Regions from separate parts of the Mus musculus genome. Here regions 2, 3 and 4 are each linked to region 1. A link is a loop called in an ENCODE intact Hi-C map of the cell type or tissue named here. Cell type or tissue: left cerebral cortex. All regions are shown on one strand. Each heading gives the region's core, and the rest is flanking DNA. Links, peaks and the distances in the headings are about the cores only. Region 1 holds the start of Bhlhe41 (basic helix-loop-helix family, member e41). Region 2 holds the start of Sspn (sarcospan). Region 3 overlaps Sspn (sarcospan). Region 4 overlaps Itpr2 (inositol 1,4,5-triphosphate receptor 2).

Region 1 (5,705 bases), core at 356-5,355:
TAAAAAACCCACCCGCAGTGTATATAAAAATAAAGATAAAATGGGCAAAAGAGCAATTTACACCTTGAGCTGGAATCAGAAGTATAAGAGATTACAGAAATGCTGACTATAGAATTAATAGTTTCGGTAAGACAGGTGGAGGGGGGTGAGGGGGCAGGGGTGCCAGGGAGGAGAAAATGTTATGAGGGAAGGCTGAAGGGCTACATCCAGAGCCTTTTCAGAGTGCTGAGTTTATAAGTTCACCTCTGGCCCTCCCCTTGAGCCTCATGGTTCCCCCTCAACTCCCCACCATCCCCATTTGGCTTCAGTTAAAAGCTGGCCCCAGTTAGCCCAGGAGTTCCTCTGACCAGATGTTGGCCCGAGACCCTCTGTATACTGACAAGGCCAAGATGCAGTGACCCAGGCTTATATATTCCTATCCCATAATTTTAAAAGGGGGATTGACCCTAAAGTATGTTTGGAGACCACGAACTTTCAGAAATCCAGTAGACAGAGGGCTGTTATTGCTGCTATTTTTTATTTTATTCACCTTAGCCTGCTGCTACCTAACCTGGCCAGTTAAGAACTGGAGGAAGCCAGGATGCTTTACTGTACTAATAAACTGTTGAGAGCTCTAACTTGCCTCAGAATCAGAAAGATAACCACTTAGAGACAAGAGAGGGAGTAAGGGCTTAGAATAAAAATCCAAATCTGCATTTAAAAAAAATCACTTTCACTGTTATCATTAATTAATCGCCTGCTGCAAAACAAGCCCTGTCGTCCTACTCGAGGAACCAGGGAGGGTGCTGGAAAGGAACTCATCCCGGCAGCTCCGCCCAGGACTTGGGCTCCAGCGCCGCGCGGCTAGGCGGGGAGGAGGCTCCCGGCACGTGACCCGCTCCAGCCGCCCTGGCCCGCGACCCAGATCCGTCCCCGGAACCCAAGCGCCGCTGCCCTGGCCCTGCTGCGCTCCAGTGCGCGTGCATTTGGGGCCCAGGTTCCTTCTCGGTTCTCGTGCCGCTGGCGATAGCGAATGTCCGAGAGTGAACGTGATTGTCAATTCTGAGAAATTAGTGTAGGAGCAACCTGGGGTCTCCCTGCCCACGGGGATGGAATTCAGATTCTTATTTAGCTTGAGTTGTGGGGACACTGAGCACCTGGGGACGGCTGTCCCCAGCTGTGTGGACCGAGCTCCCGAGGACACGGGGCGCGCGCACGGCATCCCTGCGCGCTGATGTGGCAGCCGCCGCAGGTCGCATCACGTTGCCGGCCCTGTGCTGGTACCCGCTGGAGACAGGATTAAGGAGGGAGGCCGCGGAGGTGCCAGTAGTAAACGTGGGCTCGCCACACTCTCGGCGTGGCTTATCGCACGAGGGAGACGGGAGGCAGCACAGTGTCTCGCAGGCTGGGGCGGGCAGGACCCGGACTGCGTGGCTTTCCCGCAACAGTCCTTGCGTGCCTCCTGCCCTGTGCCACCCTTCCCCCTCCCTGCTCTCCCCCGGGAGCACCCGAGGCCCCAAACGTCATCTGCCTCTGTGTGATTAGTGTCACCGCAATTCCGGCTGCTGCGGGAAGTTTAGGTGGCCCGGGGACACTGTTGCCAGAACCACTTGGTATGCGACATTCTGAATCAGTGTCTACATTTTCACTGATCTTAAATCCGGGAAGCAAATTGCAAGTCACCCCCTTTTCAGGGTAGGTCTCCAGCCTGACCTAAAGGGTGTCTTTCTACCCGACCCTTCTTTCACCCCTGGCCAGTAAACAATGAGCAAAATCTCCGAATTTTCCTTCCCCGCTCAAGTTTAGCCACCACGAATTCGCGTTCTTTCTCTGGCCCAAACCAACAGCAATTGGTGGGAAAGCCAAAGGCCACGTCCTCGGTTCTGCACCGAGATGCTGGACGAGCCGGGGGAGCCCCTCGTCCCGCCCCGCCCCCGCGCCCTGCAGCGCCTCGGGGAAGACGAACGGCTCGCCGGGTGGCCGCTCCTTCCAGGTGGCCCCAATCAGGTGTCCCCGCCCCCTCCCGGCCCCTCCTCCCCGCCCCCCTCCGGGCTGGACCGCGGATGGTACGTTCCGCACGTGAGCTGGGTGCTGGTCTGGCCGGCGACGCGCGTGCCCTGTGGCCAAACACTGCCCGGAGTGAGAGCAAACTACCAGCGCAGTGCGTGTGTGCGCGCGGGTGTGCGCGCGCGGGTGTGCGAGAGGGCGAGCGAGCGAGCACGGGGCGGAGGGGCGGCCAACTGCTTCACACTTTCAATACTGCACTGAAGAGGGAGAGCGAGACAGCCTGGAGACGCACACATCCCCCCAAAATCTCTCCAGGCGACCGTCCCACAGATTACAGGACAGAAACCTCCAAATCGAAACGGACAGCCATTGAACATGGACGAAGGAATCCCTCATTTGCAAGAGAGACAGTTACTGGAACATAGGGATTTTATAGGGTAAGGTGTACGCACCGTTGCGAATATCTGTCTAGGCGTCGGTTTGGCTTTTTTTTTTTTAATCCCCTGCACAAAGTGATATGGAGCGGGTGAGGGCAGAGCCCCTCCCGGAATGGGGGCCTGATGCTGATTTCTGTTTTTGCAGACTGGACTATTCCTCTTTGTATATGTGTAAACCCAAAAGGAGCTTGAAGCGAGACGATACCAAGGTAAGTCTTAAGTTTCCCATAACCTGCCTGGATAGTTAATTAGGGCCATTGATTTCGCAAGGAAACTCTGCCCGCAAATATATTCCAGCCCTGAGCTTTCCTAACTGTGAATTTTAAGTGGCTTGCTGGATACTCCGGGGGATATTCAACACCGCACCTGAATTTAAATTGCATTTTAGAAGTCTAGAGGAGAGAGTTCTGGGCATTAGTTCATTACATAGTGTGTTTGGGGGTTGGGGTGGGAGGGTTCTATCCAGTAAGTGAATGAATGTTTAGCTCACTGCTGTATCTTTTCTCTGGCTCGTGTATGAAGGATACCTACAAGTTACCGCACAGATTAATAGAAAAGAAGAGACGAGACCGAATTAATGAATGCATTGCTCAGCTGAAAGATTTACTGCCCGAACATCTGAAATTGACAGTAAGATGCACATTTTCATTCTCCTGATGGACTCCGGGGTGTATTTACCTGATAAAATTCCCAGAGATAGGATAATAAATGTAAATATTAAGAGGCCTGCCTTCTAACTTGTGCTGTAACTAAGAGTTTCCCAGAGACTCAGAACAGGGGCTCCGGGCTAATGGCAGAGATCATTGACGACCTGACTGTGGGGAGCTGAGCAGCGCTTCCTTCCCAGTGGTGTGTGTGTGTGTGTGTGTGTGTGTGTGTGCCTGTCTTAAGTTGCTGGGCTGCGTGGAAATAAAAATGCGTGTTTTAAAGTAACCCCTGTCCCCCTTTGTCGCACCACTGCAGACACTGGGGCATTTGGAGAAAGCAGTAGTCTTGGAATTAACTTTAAAGCACTTGAAAGCGCTAACAGCCTTAACTGAGCAGCAGCATCAGAAGATAATTGCTTTACAGAATGGTAAGTGGGTCTGAGGAAGCCAGCCTGCCCTGATACAAAAGGGGGTAACGCTGGGGGCGCAACGCTAGGACTCCCCCGCTGCGTCCTCTCCTGGTGAACGTCGCCTCTTTCCCTTTGGTGGCAAGTACCCAGAGCATCCCAAAGGCTTCCCGCAGAGCTGGAGGAGCCCCGTTTTTATTTAAAGTGGCGGCTGCACCTCTTCAGTTGGGTTTTTCAGCCAGGAAGAGAGCGCCTCACCGCGCCACCCCCTCCTCTCTCGGCAGTCTGCGGATTATATCGCTGGAATGCCCAGGAAAAGCCGAGCTCACTGTAGGCAGCGCAGGGCCCACGTGATGAGCAGATGTCTTAACGCCGCGGTTTTTCTTCTCGCCTCCCTCCCCCGTGCACCCTAGGGGAGCGCTCTCTGAAATCGCCGGTCCAGGCCGACTTGGATGCGTTCCACTCGGGGTTTCAAACCTGCGCCAAAGAAGTCTTGCAATACCTCGCGCGCTTTGAGAGCTGGACACCCAGGGAGCCGCGCTGCGCACAGCTCGTCAGCCACCTGCATGCCGTGGCCACCCAGCTCCTGACGCCACAGGTGCCCTCCGGCAGGGGCTCTGGGCGCGCGCCCTGCAGCGCGGGGGCTGCGGCCGCCTCGGGTCCCGAGCGCGTCGCCCGCTGCGTGCCGGTCATCCAGCGGACTCAGCCCGGCACGGAGCCGGAACACGACACGGACACCGACAGCGGCTACGGAGGCGAGGCGGAGCAGGGCCGCGCGGCCGTCAAGCAGGAGCCACCCGGGGACTCGTCGCCTGCGCCCAAGAGGCCGAAGCTGGAGGCGCGCGGCGCGCTCCTGGGCCCGGAGCCCGCGCTGCTCGGCTCGCTCGTGGCGCTTGGCGGGGGCGCGCCCTTCGCGCAGCCCGCTGCCGCGCCCTTCTGCCTGCCCTTCTATCTGCTGTCGCCGTCCGCCGCCGCCTACGTACAGCCCTGGCTAGACAAGAGCGGCCTGGACAAGTATCTGTACCCCGCGGCGGCCGCGCCCTTCCCGCTGCTGTATCCCGGCATCCCAGCAGCGGCCGCCGCTGCTGCTGCCGCCGCTTTCCCTTGCTTGTCGTCCGTGCTGTCGCCACCCCCGGAGAAGGCCGGCGCGACCGCCGGTGCCCCGTTCCTGGCGCACGAGGTGGCGCCCCCGGGGCCGCTGCGCCCCCAGCACGCGCATAGCCGCACCCACCTGCCGCGCGCTGTGAACCCGGAGAGCTCTCAGGAAGATGCCACGCAGCCGGCCAAGGACGCCCCCTGAACCCAGCATTCCTTCCAGAACAGGGCAGGGGGCTCCCGAGGAGTCGCCGGGTTTCCAAGTTCAAACGTCCTCTAAAGCGTGCCAGGGAGGAAGAGTAAGCGATGCTCGACAGGCTTAGGACAAAAACAGGTGTTTTGTGTATGTTTGGAGTTCCTGTTTTGTCCGTCTCACCCTTTTGCCACCCCACCCAGTACCCTTTCACACCCCCTCCCCCGTCCCTGCTGTCAAGGAGCCTCCCTGATAAATGGTTATCTTCTATTACTCTCCTTACCTTTAGTTCTCGTTCACTCTTTCCAAATACAGACTCTGGTTCAGGAGTCTGTTGGGTGGGAGAGCCATGTGGAATGACTTAAGAGTGCCTGGTACCAGGGCTCGACCCAAGCCTGGAACAGTAGATGTGTCTCCCAACTGTCCCCTTAGGAGGTGGTCCATTACCTGAGAGTCTCTGAGAGTTACTTTTACATGGCAGTATTTTGTATTGTTCATCTTTTTTGGAAGGTACCTATTTTCAAAGAAGTGAGAATGCTTGTTGCCCGGTTATGAGGTGGCTGGAGTGTGTCTATACCTTGCACCTGTTGGGAGAAATTGAGAGTTGGGCCATCTTGAGGCACTGTGGTGGGAGCTGGAAGAGGGAGGTTGGAGCCTTGGCGCCTTTGCTCGCACTTTATTGACAAATTGACCTCAAACCCTTTGTTTCATGTCTCAGCTCACACATATATGTCATAGGTTATATATTTGTGTTTCTGATCCCTCATTATTTTATCCATCATGGTCCCAAATTTTTGTAACATTACTTTTTTTTTTTTTTTTTTTTTTTTTTTTTTTTTTTTTTTGGAGAAGGACATGGATGTTAAAGTGCTCTGGGCTGGGAAAAGAAAAGTCCAAACAGATTGATTGTTGAATTCTTAGATGACAGAAGTGGAGAGAG
Region 2 (5,694 bases), core at 1-5,000, 69 kb before region 1:
TAAATAAATAAATAAATAAATGGAGAAGTGACTAAGAAATGGATCACAATGTTGCCCTCTGACCTTCACAGGTCAATGCCTTCCTTCTCAGCACATGTATACACTCATGAACACAGACACACACACTGAGTGCCCCCCCAGTTGAAACCTAGAGACATTAAATAACTTGCCCACAGTTATTCAGCAAATAACATCTAAGCCAGGACTGAGCACCAGGTGCGGTGTTTACACACCTGCCTTCACCATCTGTCTCTCCCTCCCTGACAGCCTAGAAGGGTGTCTGGAGACCAACCACACTGTGGTCAGACAAGGACAGGGTCCCTGTGTCTGAGAGACAGTGACACCCTGCCCACAGCCCTCATCCTGCTGACAAGAGGCATGGCCCCACATGGCTTCTAGGAGACTCCCTGGGTGGGTTGGGACAGCCTCTGCCGGGTCTCTCTCAAAAGCCAAGTGGGGCCACAGGCTAGGGGTGCACTTCAACTTAACCCTAGCATAAAGAAGGAACAAGAGAAAGAGCTCTTCGTGCCACGCCCAGAAAGCCATCAGGAATTTCGCCAGAGCTTTTGACTCTTGAAGCTTTGGGATTTTTGTGCCATGCCGTAAACATTAGAACACAGTTTGTCCCCCTATCTAACTCATTTCTTTGGAACTGGCCTTTCTGAAGTGAAATAAAAGCTGGTTTTCAAAACCAGCCCTCATTCCTTGTTCCTTCCTTTTGCCTGGCCTTCAAGGACAGATATTTTCCCCGGAGTATGTTGACAGCCATCGAGGCGACCAAAATATCCAGTATGTCTAAATGAGAGGTTATTTTTAAAATCATTTGACTTAGAAAACTCCAATCACGATAATTTCAAGGGAATTCTCAGTACACAAATTAAACATTTTAAATTACTCTGCAAAGATTTGTGAGTTTGAATAATCTTAATTTAAAAATATCTGCACCTATGAATATGCATCAGGTGTCTTCAGGTTCTGTCCCATACAAAATTATGTTGGGTTGTGTGTGTGTGTGTGTGTGTGTGTGTGTGTGTGGTCAGCAACAGTAAGGATAGAGGGGAGCTGGAAGGCCAAGGGGCCATGTTCATTTCTCCTGACTCTGCCACGTTTACCTTCTGGGCTTGAGGACGTCAGGTATCTTAATGGGCTTCCCCGTGTCCAGAGTGGAATAACAATCCCCACCGTTGCATGGGTCAAACGAGACAGCCTGAGAATTTAGCATTGGCTTTAGATAATAAGGTAAGTATTAGCATAGCCAGAATTCGGCTACAGAGAAGCCAGTCCTGCCTTTGCTTTCCCAGCTCATGACCTTGGGCGGGGCCAGCCTGGTTTCTCTAACTTGAGGACTGTCCCATAAGATGTGAAGTTACAAACACAGGGGAGATCTCTGGCAGAGCCGGCATACAGTAGGTATTCCGTACGCCGTATCTATTTTACTTTCAAGAACTCACACACCAACAGAGTACTGTGCATCTGGCATTAGTACAACCCCAAATGAACTCCACTGGAGCCAGCAAAGCTTCAGCCCACCTTACACTGTGTGGATTAAGCCTGTGCTTGCAGTCGTCTCCAGCCCTGCCTTAGGAAAGTGATTCATGACTCTTACAAGGGAACTGTAGTTTAACAAAGCCAGTGTGGCAACTCCAACTTAAGGTTTTCCTACCCTGCTTTTCCCAGGATGAACTTCATTCAGTGCTACTTATGCAGACGCACGTGGGGCCTGGGGAATGAGACAAGGACCAAGCCACACAGGGTGGGCCTGCAGTTATCTTTGAGGCTATGCGAGATGTCCACGGGGCCTCCCCTGTAGACTGAGTCAGAGCCCTGGGAGGAGCAAGAAGCCTCAGGCAGGCGAAAGCCAGAATCCTGCTCCCAGCCTTCCTCTGGGGAGCCCAAGTGTGCCCAAAGTCAATCTCCAAGCAGTTAGGGGTGCAGCCAGGGTGGGGGCGCATGCAGCTGGGTTAGTCTCCACTCCACCATGCGGCTCGCATGCCCGCTGGTGCTTAGGCCGAACAGACTTGATGCTTACAATGATCCCAGCCCAGAACGGAGTATCTCTGACTAGCAGGGAGGGGCTGATGCTCGCCATGAGGAAGCCCAGCACGGTCACCGCGATGCCCAACGCCAGCTGCAGCAGTGCCAGCAGCAGCGGGAAGCGGCAGCCACAGCAGGTCCGCGCCTCCTCCTCAGGCAGCTCCTGAGCCCTGGGGCTCGGCTTGCGCCCCATGTTCCCTCGGTGGTGCCTGCGCCTGGGCCTTGCTGCTGGGCCTGCCCAGTCTGCTGAGACTGGGCTGAGCAAAAGTGGAAAACACTGGCAGGAGGGGGACCCGAGGGGGGTCGCCAACTGCCAACGCACAGGGACCTGGCGCCCAGGGCCTGTGTGATGGGAATGCCAGCCTGCTTTACTTTTTTGTTTCCAGGAAGTACAAGACAAGGTGATGAATGCTTAAACCGCTTGTGTTTAATTAATAGATCACTGAATCCAAAATGGGCTCGGCTGCACTAAATAAAAGCTGTGGAGTCATTGACAAAAGTTAAATTGAGCTTTTTTTTTTTTTTTTTTTTTTAATGTAATCCAACCGACAAGGAAGAAAGGGAGGGAGAAAGAGAGGGAGCACTGGAGGAAAGGAGGGAGGGTGAGAGAAAGGAGCAAGGAGGGAGGGAGGGGGGAGGGAGGAAGGAAGAAGGAAGGAAGGAAAGAGAAAAACAAACAAAAAACCAGAAAAGAAAAATAAAAAACTTCTTTTCTTATTGAGGTACTCGCATTCAAAATAATTGTTCCTGGCCAGTGAGGTGACTGAGCTGGGAAAACCTGCTGACCTCATTTTGATTTCCAGGATCCACAGTGGAAGCTATCTATGACTCCTCAGAGATGAACCCTTGACCTCCACACGTGTGACTCTCAGACCATACACATGGCTGCACACAATAATAATTAATTAAAACTCAACAATGAAATAACTGTTTGTAGAGAGGCTGGGCTAATCATGACACCTCGCATGCTTGTTTGTCTTTAAAAGCCCTTTGTTCTCATTTATATCTTGCGACTGTCCCATGCAGCCCAGGCTGGGTTCAGACTTGCCGTGTATCCACAGAAGACCTTGACTTTTTAATCCTCCTGTCTCCACCTCCCAAGTGCTGGGATCACAAGTGTGCACCACCCTGTGTTTAAATAATAGTGTCTATGAGGCTCCCAGTGAGTCTTCACACTTGCTAAATGTCCAGGGGGTGTTGGCATGCTGGATAGAGATGGACAGTTGCACCCAGGCAACCTTTAAGGGCTACTTTTAGCACTTGCAATGTGCTAGGACAGGCAGCTATAGATCTGGTGCTCTCCAGGAGGCTCAGAAGAGATGGGTAAACCTGGTTATTTCCCGAAAGATGGTGAACTATGCCTGGGCAGGGCGAAGCCAGAGGAAACTCTGGTGGAGGTCCGTAGCGGTCCTGACGTGCAAATCGGTCGTCCGACCTGGGTATAGGGGCGAAAGACTAATCGAACCATCTAGTAGCTGGTTCCCTCCGAAGTTTCCCTCAGGATAGCTGGCGCTCTCGCTCTTTTCCCGACGTACGCAGTTTTATCCGGTAAAGCGAATGATTAGAGGTCTTGGGGCCGAAACGATCTCAACCTATTCTCAAACTTTAAATGGGTAAGGTTTTGTATACCTTCGTGCAGTACCATTTAGGACAAAGTACAGTGTGCAGCTACTAAGAAATAGTCCCAGTGGGGAGTGGTGGCTCACGCCTTTAATCCCAGCACTCGAGAGGCAGAGGCAGGCGGATTTCTGAGTTTGAGGCCAGTCTGGTTTACAAAGTGAGTTCCAGGATAGCCAGGGCTACACAGAGAAACCCTGTCTTGAAAAACCAAAAAAAAAAAAAAAAAAGTCCCAGTTCCATGGGGAGTTTAGACTTTCTTCTATGGTTATTTTAACATTTGGAAACTTTATTCAAAAGGAAATTATGTAGCCAAGATGTTAAGGGAGATAATAAAGGATGCCCAATCTTAGGTTGGGATCTCTGAATCTAACTTCCTGCTGTTCCCTCAGAATCTAAGCTAATTATTGTCTGCTGTGTACCTACAGAGGCACTTAAGGAGACTCAGCATTTGCCTTACATTTTTTTCTGTACACCAGTGAGAAAATTGCAGCGCACAGATTAAAGTCACTAAGTCAGAGGCAGAACAGAAAGCACACGTTCCGTTTCCACTCAGGATGGTGTGCTACACTCACGCGGGTTTCAGTGCAGCCCAGGAAGTCCACCATCCCTCGGTGGTGCAGTCCTAGGACTATGAGGAATTCCTGAAGGAACTGACAAAAGCTGGTATTCAAACAGAACATGACATGGACAGCCCGGCAGACATGAATCTAACAGAAATCAGTGAGCCAGCAGATTACCTGTAATTAGCTCTTTATCCATATTAACAGCACAGCTTCTAGTTGGGCCCTTGGGTCTAGTTGGGCCTGGCTACTCGAGGGATGACAGCAGGAAGGTTGTAAGTTCAAGGCTCAGATTTAAGGGAGTATGGAGAAATCTGCAGAGAAAAATCAAGTATTTGTTTGTGGACCCTGCTGTCAGTGTCACTGTCTTAGGGCGCCTATGGCTTGGTGAATCAGCATGGCTAAAAGCAGCATGGGGAGGAAAGGGTTTACTTCATCTTGCAACTCACAATGTATCAACTCACTGCTACAATGTATCAGTGGGGAGCCAGGCCAGGAAGGAAATGGAAGCCTCAGAGGAATGCTGCTTATTGGCTTGCTCCTCACGAGTTACTCAGCTTTCTCTGTTTGTTTAAATAGAACTCAGGACCACCTGCCCAGAGAAGGTACCACTCCCCAGTAAGCTGCCACATCTACAGCAATCATTTACTCAAGAAAATGCCCCTTAGGTTTACCCCCAGTCCAGTCTATAGAGGCATTTTCTCAGTTGAGCTTTCCTCTTCGCAGATGACCCTAGCCTATGTCAAGTTGACAAAAAATTAAACAATACATCCCTAGGATCGTTGAGATGGCTCAAAAGTTAAAGCACTGGCTGCTCTTGCAGAGAACTTAAGTTCAATTGCAGTACCCATATTGGGCATCTCATACCTATTTTTAACTCCAGCTTGTGGGAAGGCATCCATGGGCACTTCACACACATGGTGCACATTCATACATGTAGGCAAAACACTCGTGCACATGAAATAAAAGCAAATAAATTTGTGGAGCCACCTCTTTCTAAAGAAATGGGGCAAAATGGAAAATAGCCAATGACTAATGGAACCACACTCAAGTATAAAGCTTTTCTTGTTATGGCTTGAATTTTTTTTTAAGATTTTGTACACTGTAGCTATCTTCAGACACCCCAGAAGAGGATATCAGGTCTCATTATGGATGGTTGTGAGCCACCACATAGTTGTTGGGATTTGAACTCAGGACCTTCAGAAGAGCAGTCAGTGCTCTTAACCACTGAGCCATCCATCTCTCCAGAGCTTATGGATTGAATCTTAAATGTCCCTTAAAAGTCCATGTATCAAAGACATTGTCTTACATTTGACACTGCTGGGAGATGGTGGAGCCTGTAGGAAGTGAGACTTAGTGGGAGGAAGCTGTGTCCCTGGGGCATGCCCCTGGCATAGATACTGGGACCCTGCCATTCCTCTCTTTTCATTGTGTGGGAAACTGCATCTGCCTACCTCAAGTTCTTGGTAGACTTTGCCAG
Region 3 (5,649 bases), core at 650-5,649, 99 kb before region 1:
CCCTGTATTTAAGTGAAGGAAGCCCTCTCTCCCTGGAGAACTATTCACCCTCTTTTTGTCATTTTGTTGCCATCTAAACATCCCCAAAAGATGAAAGGCACACAGGAAGAGGCTGCCTGCGGAGACACAGCCCCTTTTGTAAGAGTATATGGATTCTACCCTGGCTGGAAGAACTTAAAATAACTTCAGTCACACACTTTCCCATCTGGCTTTTTTGAGTTTGACAGTTTGCCTGCCTGCTTCACCGACTTCAGGTCCTCTCTGGACACCAGGGGTCTAAGAGACTCACGTCTAGGAAGGTGGAGGAGACAACTGGTGGATTCACAAGAAAACAGTCACCTCTGGTCACAGCGCTTATTCCTTGAGTCAGTCTCTTGACAAGAACCACACCTGACCAGGCAGAGACAACACCATGACCATTTCCGGGGAGAAAGGTCAAGAAAGAAGTTCAACTGCAGATGGAGACACCTCACCTAGAGAGCAGTAGTCCCATGCTTTTAGGTCCAGAGTCTACAGAGCCTCTTGTTCTTCAGTTTCCTACTTCAGTGTTAAGTACCAGCCTGCATTGCCCAGATGAGACTCTAGGCCTGCTAACCCATCTGCAGCCACAGAGGATGGGTGGCCCCACCAAAGCTTGGGGTCCCTGGAATCTTGAAGTGACGATATAGCCTCTACTTTCCCCAACAGTCATGTGATTGTATGTCACAATCCTTTGGGTTAAGAATCCTTCTAATGAGCCGGGCGTGGTGGCGCACGCCTTTAATCCCAGCACTCAGGAGGCAGAGGCAGGTGGATTTCTGAGTTCGAGGCCAGCCTGGTCTACAAAGTGAGCTCCAGGACAGCCAGAGCTATAAAGAGAAACCCTGTCTCAAAAAACCAAAAGAAAAAGAAACAAAAACAAAAACAAAAAACCCAACAACAAAAAAAGAATCCTTCTAATGATCTTTCCCAACAAAAACTAGAACCCTTAAATTCCCAGAGTTTTAAAGGGATCACACTACCTACGTATACAGATCTGCTGGAAAGAAGACATAAGTGAGCTATTGTACCAGAACTGCCCTCTCCAGATGACAGTTCAACTTTTGCTTACACTTTGAATTTTTAAGACTACGTGGTACTACATGTCCTACTTCACAGTGACCAGCTTACATTGAAGTTACCCTGCAGCTAGATGTGAGGAACAGGAACCATGTCATTGACGAGGACCATAGGCTACATCAACACAGAAGGAAGGAAGTGTGGACTGAAGTTTCTTCAACGCTTCTGAGCTGGCGAGAGGAGGCCCTTGCATCCAGATCTGAGAAGGAGACCTCCATATGTGCACACAAGCATAAATGTGGAATATTTATGAACGTGTATCCCATTCTCAGGGCCAGTCGGCGTTATTTGACATTGATTGTTAGAAATTAGGAACTGGCATCCCAGGTGCCCCTCAAAGGTTCCCTCCAGCTAGTGTTCTACCTGGGGACCAATTACAACCTTGACCTCTACCCTAATGTCAAGTGTGAGATACAGACTCCCTGGACTAAATCAGTGTTACTGTGTGCTGCTTCTTGTCTATTCCCAGGCCAGGTTTTTTTGTTTTTTAGTTTTGACTTTTTTTTTTCATTTAATTTTTTTTCTAAATCATATTTTTTAAAGTTAGCAAAGAATATGTTTCATTATGATAATTTAAAAATACATATTTTGCTCTAATTCATGCTGATCTCACCTTTGCCTTTCTCCTGTCCTGGTCTTGCCTTCTTCTGGTCCTCTTGCCTTTTCCCATAAGCCTCTCTTCCCTGTCCAGTCATGCCCCGCCTTTCCCCTTCCCCTCTCACTCCTCATTAGGAGCTCTCCCTCCTCTTTGAAATTTAATAAGACACACACACTCGCGAACACACACACACACACTCAGACACACAAAGTTCTAGTCTCCATACACATGAGGAAACATACAAGACCGGTTTTGCTGAACTTGGCTTATTTCACTTAACATAATAGTCTGAGGTTTCTAAGCCGTGTCTCTGAAGCAAACACTAACCAGAGAGATTTTACATATACAAGTTCACATGCACCACCTGGTCGATTTAAAACATACTCAACACCATGTCTTTGTGAATTATGAAAAGTTTATTGATAAAGGAAACACACACCCTTTAAAAATAACCACCTCAAATGTGTAGAAACACTCCATCGTCTACTCTCAATTTGATCAAGGCCAGGAAAGGCGGCTGCAGCACCATATGCAGACTCATAATTCTGAGAGGGGCAGTGCTCACTTGAGACAAGAAAATGAGAAGACACGAATCCATTTCAGTGGCTTACACACTAAGCAGCTGGCCATCAGAGAGGCTGAACTTGCACTGTACCATTAAAACACATTCTGGGGTAACGAGAGTAAACCCGCTATATCTGCGGCACACTTATACAAAGGTGAACCCGCTATATCTGCGGCACACTTATACAAAGGTGAACCCGCTATATCTGCGGCACACTTATACAAAGGTGATCACGCAGTGTCAGTTCTGAGGTAGTCACCAGGAAATATGAAGACACCGTTCATGACTGCAAATGGTGGACAGCTTTCAAGGTTATTTCTAATCATCTTTCAGTGGCCCCTCTATAGTTGCCCCTCCTAATATCCTTTGATGGCTTTAATGAAGACTCTACTACAATTTCATAAATATGCCCCAGATATAATGCACACAGAAGTGAGGGAGCATCAAGAGATCCTCATGTCTTGGATGTGAATAGAAAAACATATAGAATGGAGTGTCGCTGTAGGAACACACTGGAAGGCACTCAGAAGAGAAGATCTGAGCTCTCAATCCAAAGACGGGGCGTGAGGCCTGTTACTTGACTACAGTTTCTAGGGCTTTGGAGTAGCTACGGTTTAGGCATGGCTCCAAGATGCTGCCTATACCAATTTGGATGGAGCTCGGAGCCACAAAGGTCACATAAAGACACAGACCCGTTGAGTGGGCTCAGTTACAGCCCGAACACCCAGGTGGCCGTATTCCTATTCCAAGTACTGCCAAGCCCTGGCCGTTTCTCCTCTTTGAAAAGTCTTGATTCATTTAATTCTCCTGAAGGAGGCTGGGGGAGGAAGGGCTTTGCAAACCTCTCCGTTCTACAGTTTGGAAGGCACAAGGCACAGTCACCGTTCCGTCCTGGCTCTGTGACAGATTTGAAGTGTGACATTTTGCTAAGTGAGAAGCTGTGTGCCCGCTCCTTCTCTGCTGCCCTTACTGAAGCTTCAATATTTGCAAAACATAACGTCAAAATATTTCAGATCCGGCCCAAAGTCATTTGTTACTCACGCAGCGTAGCCCTTACTACACCAGCATATCGTAAGCTCCCAGCACAGGGTCCTGCCACCCGGCTCTGCTCCTTCTCTTCACTTACAGTGCCTCCTCCTCTTTGGGAAGTTAATAATTTGATCATAATAGTAAAATCCCCATCTTATGCAGACAGAATATTATAAGCTGGAACCACCCCAAGCCTTGGTTGTGTTAGAAAAGTAAGAAACCCACAGGCTAAAATTGCTCTACCCTTTAAAATGCCCCCCCCCCCCGTGAGTTGTTTGTAAAGCATACGTTTGTAAAGCTTAGAGCAACTTAACTGTGTGGGGGAATCTTAATTTCCTCATTTAAAAAACAAAAACAAAAACCTGTTGAGTTTGTTGGACAAAGGCATTCTGTGTGTGCTTCCAGCAGGGCTGGGTGCACAGTAACAGGCGTGAAAACAGCGTCACTTTGAAAGGACAGCCCGTGACATCCTGGATTCTCTACCATGTACCATGTTTTATAGAAAACTATCGAAAGTCAGCGTGAGATTGGTTACTCTTAACTGTGTGTGTGCATTCATGGGAAGGCCAGGGGCCAGCTATCCACTCCGGGTTATTTTTAGTGTTGGTTTTTTTCTTGAGACAAACTCTCTCATCATGGACCTGAAGTTAATCACTACACTAAAGATGGCTGGTGAAGGAGCCCCAGGGATCTGCCTGTCTCTGCCTCTGCAATGCCAGGATCACAAGCACACACCTGTGCCTGGCTGTTTTACATGGGATCAGGTTCTTACTGGGATGGCAAGGACTTTGATAACTGAGCCATCTCCACAGCCCGGAGCTGGTTATTCTTAACAAACACTAAAGGTTTCCCAGGTTAGTACCAGGAAGCTTACTGTGGCATTCATGCAATTTTGTCTGAAAGCAGTCCCCCCCCCTTTTTTTTTCTTGTTTTTGTTTGTTAAGTTTTGTTTTTTTCAAGACAGGGTTTCTCTCTCTGCTCTGGCTGTCCTAGAACTTTCTTTGTAGACCAGGCTAGCCTTCAACTCACAGAAATACACCTGCCTCTACTTCCCAAGTGCCGGAATTAAAGACATGTGCCACCACCACCCCATTCCTTTTGGTGGAATTTTACCCAATTACATAGCAAAGTCTGTCTTAACCAAGTACCATGTCTTAACTCTAAACTGAGACTGAATACCCTAACTGTGGACGTATCACCCAAACAAGGGCTTTGAGACATTCTGTCTCTAGGTCAATTGTAAAAGCCCTCATTACTAGGATTTCCCAGGAAGTCCATGTGTATGACAGGACTTAGTACCCAATCCCATCAAAGGTACTTGGTGGTCCTGGGAGATACTTTTCAATATCACAAATGTGTTGTTAATATAAGCATTTCCTGTGACAAATGCTCTTGGTTGTTTCCCCTCTGAGAGTGTTTCAATGTTTTACAAGATCATTTTTTGCAGTGGATGATTTCCAGGAAAGTGGATCTTCAGCCATCTTCCCTTGTGGCTGTAATTTTTCCTAACACCAACGGTGCTGCCTAAGAACAGCCAGAGCTCATTAAACAGAATCCTGAGCATAATTATAATGAACAATTAGCTGGAAATTAGTCTTAATGATTTGTTTTAGATGACAGACTAGAGGCATAATATAATTATTTTTAAACTTTCCTCGTCGTTAAGAATGCAACAGCACCACCTTTCAATTATGGTGAATCAGACCTCACGGAGGCTGCAGCCCACTCGTGGATCGGAGCTAAGGCAACCGGAAGTCTGCACCCCAGCCCAGGTGTTCAGAATCACTCAGCCTTCCTGTTCAACTAGTTTTTTTTTTTTAAAGCCATTTCATGCCTTGAAGACATCTCCACTGTGAAAACATAAAAGCACTCAACTGAGATCCAGCTTTCCTTAGACCTTTCCCAAGACACCACGGGGATAATGGCAGGTGGTAGAGGAGCCGGAAGACTCTAGAGTCTATGGGTGATGCCAGTTCACACCATCGCACTGGACTAACGGGAAGGCGGAGGAGGGTGAGGATGTAAGGGCGGCTGGGATAAACACCAGAGCTAGCGCTGGCTCTAGGTCATCTCTTCCCTGTCTGGTGTTCTTTTCCTTTCGGTGTTCACCAAGTCAATTTGAATCTTGTTTCTCATTAGAACTTTAAAAATAGGTTAGATTCTCTAAATCACGCGTGTGCGCATGCGTGTGCTCCCAATGTCCCCGGAGCTGGAGGTACAGGTAACTGTGAGCCACTGAACTTGGGCTCCGGAACTGAGCTTGAACCCGAGTCCTCCGCAAGAGCAGCAAGTCCTCTTCACTTGTAAGCCGTCTCTCCACCCCTGTCCTCACAAGAAGTTTTTAAAAAGTACAATAGAG
Region 4 (5,705 bases), core at 390-5,389, 410 kb before region 1:
GTTGGAACAGGGCTGGGAAGCAGATTGGTTAGTCAGGAACAGATGTTCCACACTGGTTTGGGGCAGCCAAGATTTTTTTTTTTTAAGATTAGATTTTATCATTAATGTGTGTGCATGTGTGCATGTGTTTCTCTGTGTTGGTTTGTGCTGTGAGTGCAAATGCCTGCACAGGACAGTTGAGGGCGCTAGACCCAGAGTCACAGGTGGTTGTGAGCCACTGATATGGGTGCTGAGAACCAAACACAGGTTTTCTATGGGAGAGTAGCCAATGTTCCTAATGGCTGAGCCAACTTTGCAGCCTTTTGGCGTCTATTGTTAGGCTTGACTCACCAGACTTGAATTACTGAGGGAGAGCTTTCACATCTATGGATGACTATCTTGATTATTAGCTGATGTGAGGGTCCAGCCCACTGTGGGCAGCACCATTCTCTAGGCGGTGATACTGGGCTATGTAAGAAAGCTACCTAGGCATGACCCTGGGTGCAAGCCATCTATCAGAATTCTCCCGATGGATTGTGACTCAAACTTCTCCTTGAGTTTCTGCTCTGACTTCCCTCTATGATGGATAGTGGTCTGGAAGCTGAAATAAACCATTTCTTCTGTAAGTGGCTTTTGGCGGGTGGAGTTTCATGTCAGCAACTGAGAGGAGGCAAGGCACATGACCTCCCAATTCCTCTGTCCCCACGTTTGTGAATGTCAGTCTGCTCTTTCTGTAAAGGTTGTACAGCATGTCTTAACTCATGTCATGTGCCTTTTAGTGCCCCACAAGGGTTTTCTGTTACTGGTCAAGAGGAATTCACATTTCTTACCAGATTCCATAGGGCCCAGCATTCCGTCGAGCATCCCAGCCTCTCTCTCCTGTGTGACTGTCCCGTGGTCACATGTCCTCTCTCTTTCTTCATTGGTGCTTTTTACATTGTCTGTTCCTTTTGCCTGGAATGCTGTTCCTATTGTAGTCCGTGTGCCTGGTTGCTTCTTTAGAGTCACATCCAGTGCCTCTCAGGGTGAGCCTATCAGACACAGCTCCTCACTTACTGTCTGTCTTAGCGAGTTTCAGAGGATGTCCCTTCTGGATCACTTCTGTTCTTGTAGTTATGTGTTTCCTCAATGACAGTGACTTTTATGAGACTAAGAACCCCGTGCGTTTCTTTGACTGCAATGTATACAAAGTGTCCTGGACTCACCTAAGCCAATGAAGAATGTAGATTCTATGATGAGAAAGAGGACAGAGCAGTCTGCATGAGGCGGAGAGCAAGGAGCTGGAGACTGTTTGGTACTGCAATGGGAGCCAAGACTCCTGATTCATGGATGATGAATCCCAGCAGGAATGTTGACAGCGATGGACTCAGAAGCTGGGTTCTGGGTCTGGCAGGGTTATACTGGTCTAACTAGGTATAAATTGTGTCCCATGAATGGCTCAGGAATGGAGAGAGAAATGACACTTTGAAGACTTAATTCTTATTGCTTTATGTATAGAGGTGTCTTGCTTGTATGCGTGTATATGTACCATGTGTATGCAGTACCTGTAGAGTCCTAAAGAGGGCATGGCATCCTGGGAACTGGAGTTACAGAGGGTACCCAGCCACCCCGTGGGAGCTGAGAGTTGAACCCAGGCTCCTGAGCAAGAGTAGCCAGTGCTGTTAACCACTGAGCCGTTTTTCCAGGCCCATGAGAAGAGCTAATTTTAAGAAGTAAGTCTTATAGGCCTTAGGGTCACGGAAAGAGAAATATCCTAGAAGATGGGGATCACTGCCTAGGATGGAGCACAGGCAAACGTATGCACACACCATGCTCAGGATACAGTTTGCCGTGTGTTGAGTTTCCTGTTTGTGAGGTATGGAGGCTTGTTTCTGTCATCCTGGAGTATAGATTTGGAGAGTTCAAACTATCTTCCCAAGGTATGATAGTCAAGGCTGTGAGAGTGGAATTCATCCCTGAACTTACTGGCTTGGGGGTTTTGATGAGAGCTGGCTCACTCTTTGAGGTGTACCTGATGTGATGACGTTGGTGAGCAATACCCAAGACAGTGAGGTCCGTGGAAGAGGACTGTAGCTGTCCAGACCGGAACTTCTGAGATGTATTTGAGATATATCTGATCAAGGATAACTTTGTATGTCTGTCATAAAACCCAAACTAAAATGTATCAGACAGAAGGTATAGAAGAGAGGGCGTGGAGACCTGGGCTTTGGAAAGCTTTGGTGATGGGCAGGCCATAGGGACTTGAGGATGCTGCTCTCTTGCTGGTCCCTGTCTTCATGGCTCACCTCCTGGTAGCAATATTTACATTGAAATCTTTTGAAAATCACTTACTATAGTGGGTGCTGTGGAGGAGGACAACTTTGTGAGTGAGGCTGGATTAAGCTTAGGTTTGAACCAGGCTTACTTGCCTATCTTGTCAGGCCTGGATTCATTTTTTAAGCATAAATTATTTGCACAAACTAATAGCATTATTTGTGACATACTTCTGAGTGTCTATAACATATTTTGGTTGCTCCAACTTCAACACCTGTGTATATGGCCTCCCTGCCTCCTTAGATGTCAGTGGGCAGACCATAGAGCAGGGCTACAATTGAGATGCAATATCACAAGTTACCAGTAGGCGTCACTGTTCCATAAATGATGTCTCTTGGAGTAGCTGAGTACAAACCTTTAAATTATATAAATGTTTTCATTTCTTCTCATTGATACTTTGAATTCTCACTATATAATTTTAAATATTCAAGCCAGGTGAGATCAAAACTGTTTCTACCTAAATCTAGTTCAGGTTTTATTCAGAATTCTAGTCATTGGTGTTATTTTAAACAACTCTTCCCCTGTTTAATTTTAGCTACTGTAATATTAAATCGCTTCCTTCGGTATTACTTTGGTATTTAATAAAGACATAGGTGCATCTTGGAATCCTGAAAAACACATGTTTGTCACTTCTTCTGTGTGTTTGTGGGTAGTCTCTGCTTTCTCTTCATGTGTCAAGTTCATACCATCGCAGGTTGCCTGCCAAGCTCTTGTTTTTGAAAATAGCAGGCACACATTGATTGCTTTATACCTGGGTTCAGGATCTTTGTATGTAGATAGACTTTTTTTTTAGAATGAGAATTCGAATACAGAAAAGGATAGGTGTCCATTTGGCATTCAGTGCTTTTTCACTAGGGCCCAGCATTAGCATAAGAGAAGGCCTGGGGGTGCGTAGATGCTCAGTCACATTCACCACACTCATGTGAGCTCAGCGTTAACAGAGTAGCATCACCAGGAAACTAGATATACTCATGATATCTCATGATAGTGCGTGTTCTGTCCAAGCGCTGGGAACAAACCATGTGTGTCTGGAGTTAGTTGTTCCTTGGGGCTCACATTTGGAGAAACACTTATGATTGACAATTGGTTATACTTACTATAACATCTTAAATAAATTATCCCAATGTAGCCACAATCTAAAAGTTTATTTGAAAGGGCAGGGGGAGAGTTGTACAGTGTACATTTGACACCTGCTTTTGCTGTGGCTTGTGGTGACTTCTGTCCTGATATGATCTGTATACAGTGTGATCACTTTTAAAAAAGACCTCTCCCTACTGGTAGGCAGGAAACCGTGTCTTGTGTTCACTGCCAAGAAAGTCCCCAGGCACATGACAACACATGTGTACACTGCATATCAGAGCTGCAGGGTGTGGTTGGAGGAGACACGGACGGCTGAGCCACTGAGGCGGCTCTGCCAGCAGCAGCCTGTGGTTATGTAACTCCTGCAGTGTCTGGCGCTGTGCTTCACTGGAGACAAGTCACGTGCTGTGCAATGCCATTGCCTGAAATTCAGTTGCTCTGAAGGATCCGTGAGTCTGCGTGAGAGAAGCTTTGGCCGCTCTGTACTAGAAAGCAGATGTTGATCGGCTGCACATAACTGATGAGTGTGCACACTAATTCCAGCAAGGACATTTGCTGTCTGTCTGTCTGTATCTCATTATGCTCCTGAAGAGAGAAAATTAAGTATTATGTAATACGGACAAATAATGAAGTGGAGGGAAGCAACTCAGTCCTCCTCACTAGAAAAACTTGTCCCACATCACTTAAAAATATTTTTATGATGATTCAGCAATTAATGCAACAACAACAACAACTATTCCTACTACTACTACAAAAGTAACATACTGGACATTATTTTTGGGAATTTGTGTAGGTAGCAACCAGTATTTTCCCCCAATGCGTGGTCTATGAAGGAAAAAGGAAATTTGCAAATTTTAAGGAACATTAGTGAGAAAAAATTAAATTATGAGTTCAAGTGGACTTTTCTTTTTAAAAGATTTTTATTTTATCTTTGTTTGTGTATGTGCATCTGCATATGCAGGTATCCACATGGGCCGTGGAGGGTGCCAGACCCTTGGGGCCTTTGTCCTTGTGGGGCCATCTTTCCGGCTCTTCAGATAACCTAGAAGGTTATCTGAAGTTAGAAACTTTGGGCAGATTTTACTTTCTTTGTGAGAGTTGTGGAATTGGGACCAGTCAGAAATTCACCCTTATTATATGGCTGAGACTTCAGATTGCATCTCTCAGAAGGAGATCTGGAGTCTGCAGGAAGGCAGCGGTCGGTCGGTGTAGGGAGAGAGGCTGAGGGTTCATTTATCTTCCCTGGGGCCTCACAGAGAACCCAGAATACAGCCAACTTGGGCTCAGCTCTCCTGACCGCCTCTGGCTTCCTGCCTGCAGGATTTCAGCAGTCAGACCGATGCTAATGGCTGTGAGTAGAAATCAAAGGCCCTGAAGCCCAGACTCAGTCCACTCTGCTGTGTCAACAGGGATTAGCTGTTCAGTTCTGTGATTTTGGGTAGGTTCCTCTTAAACTGTAACAAAACCAATGTTGTTCATTTTTTTCCCTCTTGCAAAAGGTCTTTTTATTTTTCTCTTATTCGTTAAAACCTCCGGATGGGAGTTTGTTGAAATCCCCATTTTTATTCCAACCTTATCGTACATATGTGGATTCTGCGTGTTGTTTTCTAACACACTCAAAATGAGATTATAACAATCAGCTCTTTCATAGATGATCTGACTTAGGCGGGACATTCGACACACGTGTGTGATTTACTTTCCTGTCAGCAGAATGCATGTTTGTAGGAGGCATGATCGTTCCACTGGACCAAAGGGTAGCAGGGCAGGGTTAGGCTGCTAGTGGTGATGGGATATGGGTTTCAAACAGACCATTGAGTGTTTCACATGTCTGTGCAAGTGGTCCACACCAACAGTGTGCGAGCGGTTCACACCCACGGCTGCAATTTAGGGCAATGCTGATTAATTATCCTTGGGATGCGGGTCCCAGGAGGTCTGCTTTTGATTTAATTTATCTAATATTCATGTGCATGTGTCTGGTGCACATGTGTGTATATGCATGTTTGCATGTGTGTGGTGGACTCAGGCTTGCATGGGTGCATGCGGAGGCTGGAGGTTGATATCAGGAATCATCCCAGCTGCTCTTTCATACCAGACACAGGTTTCTCAGCCAGACCCGGAGCTCTCCCGAAAAGGCTAGTGTCTCTCAGCTTGTCCTGGGGGTCCCCTCTGCCTTCTGAGGTTGTAGTTACAGCTCACCTGCCACACTTGTCTTCCCGAAAGAGTCTAGGAATCCAAACTCCAGCCCTTACACTTGCATAGAGCACACACTAGCTGCCTAGACAACTCCCCAGCCCCAGCGATGCTCCCTAGGTGGCTGTGATGTGAGACTCATG

What was found. Peaks named below come from ENCODE experiments on the same cell type or tissue, not always from the same donor. Only the 100,000 strongest peaks of a DNase experiment are listed, where the experiment ranks them.
Region 2: it touches region 1 in a loop (7-fold over the local background); 15 of 42 quality-filtered maps call a loop at or near these places.
Region 3: a loop joins it to region 1, with 4 times the contacts of the local background. A loop is called at or near these places in 6 of 42 quality-filtered maps.
Region 4: it touches region 1 in a loop (7-fold over the local background); 11 of 42 quality-filtered maps call a loop at or near these places.

The regions. Positions count from the first base shown.
Region 1 is chr6:145,861,924-145,867,628 of GRCm38, reverse strand. It overlaps Bhlhe41 (basic helix-loop-helix family, member e41), which reads left to right and starts at 2,209. Exons shown (of 5, transcript NM_024469.2): 1 at 2,209-2,423; 2 at 2,569-2,632; 3 at 2,946-3,053; 4 at 3,387-3,498; 5 at 3,891-5,705. The coding sequence starts at 2,362. The coding sequence ends at 4,777. In left cerebral cortex, for the core only: a CTCF peak has its summit at 3,587; DNase peaks (open chromatin) are centred at 2,590, 3,299, 3,802, 4,336 and 4 more places; H3K4me3 peaks cover 4,805 bases; H3K27ac peaks cover 4,739 bases.
Region 2 is chr6:145,930,707-145,936,400 of GRCm38, reverse strand. Sspn (sarcospan) reads right to left here and starts at 2,279. Exons shown (of 3, transcript NM_010656.3): 1 at 2,030-2,279. The coding sequence starts at 2,227. In left cerebral cortex, for the core only: no CTCF peak of the experiment used is centred there; DNase peaks (open chromatin) are centred at 1,619, 2,282 and 3,453; H3K4me3 peaks cover 1,125 bases; H3K27ac peaks cover 1,077 bases.
Region 3 is chr6:145,961,668-145,967,316 of GRCm38, reverse strand. It overlaps Sspn (sarcospan), which reads right to left. Exons shown (of 3, transcript NM_010656.3): 3 at 2,092-5,649. Among named protein-coding and RNA genes, the nearest start is that of Gm32838, 4.4 kb to the left of the region's middle. In left cerebral cortex, for the core only: no CTCF peak of the experiment used is centred there; DNase peaks (open chromatin) are centred at 2,885 and 3,119.
Region 4 is chr6:146,269,329-146,275,033 of GRCm38, reverse strand. The region is part of intron 37 of Itpr2 (inositol 1,4,5-triphosphate receptor 2); the gene reads left to right. Among named protein-coding and RNA genes, the nearest start is that of Gm35596, 52 kb to the right of the region's middle. In left cerebral cortex, for the core only: CTCF peaks have their summits at 1,555 and 2,599; DNase peaks (open chromatin) are centred at 2,588, 3,738 and 4,672; H3K27ac peaks cover 207 bases.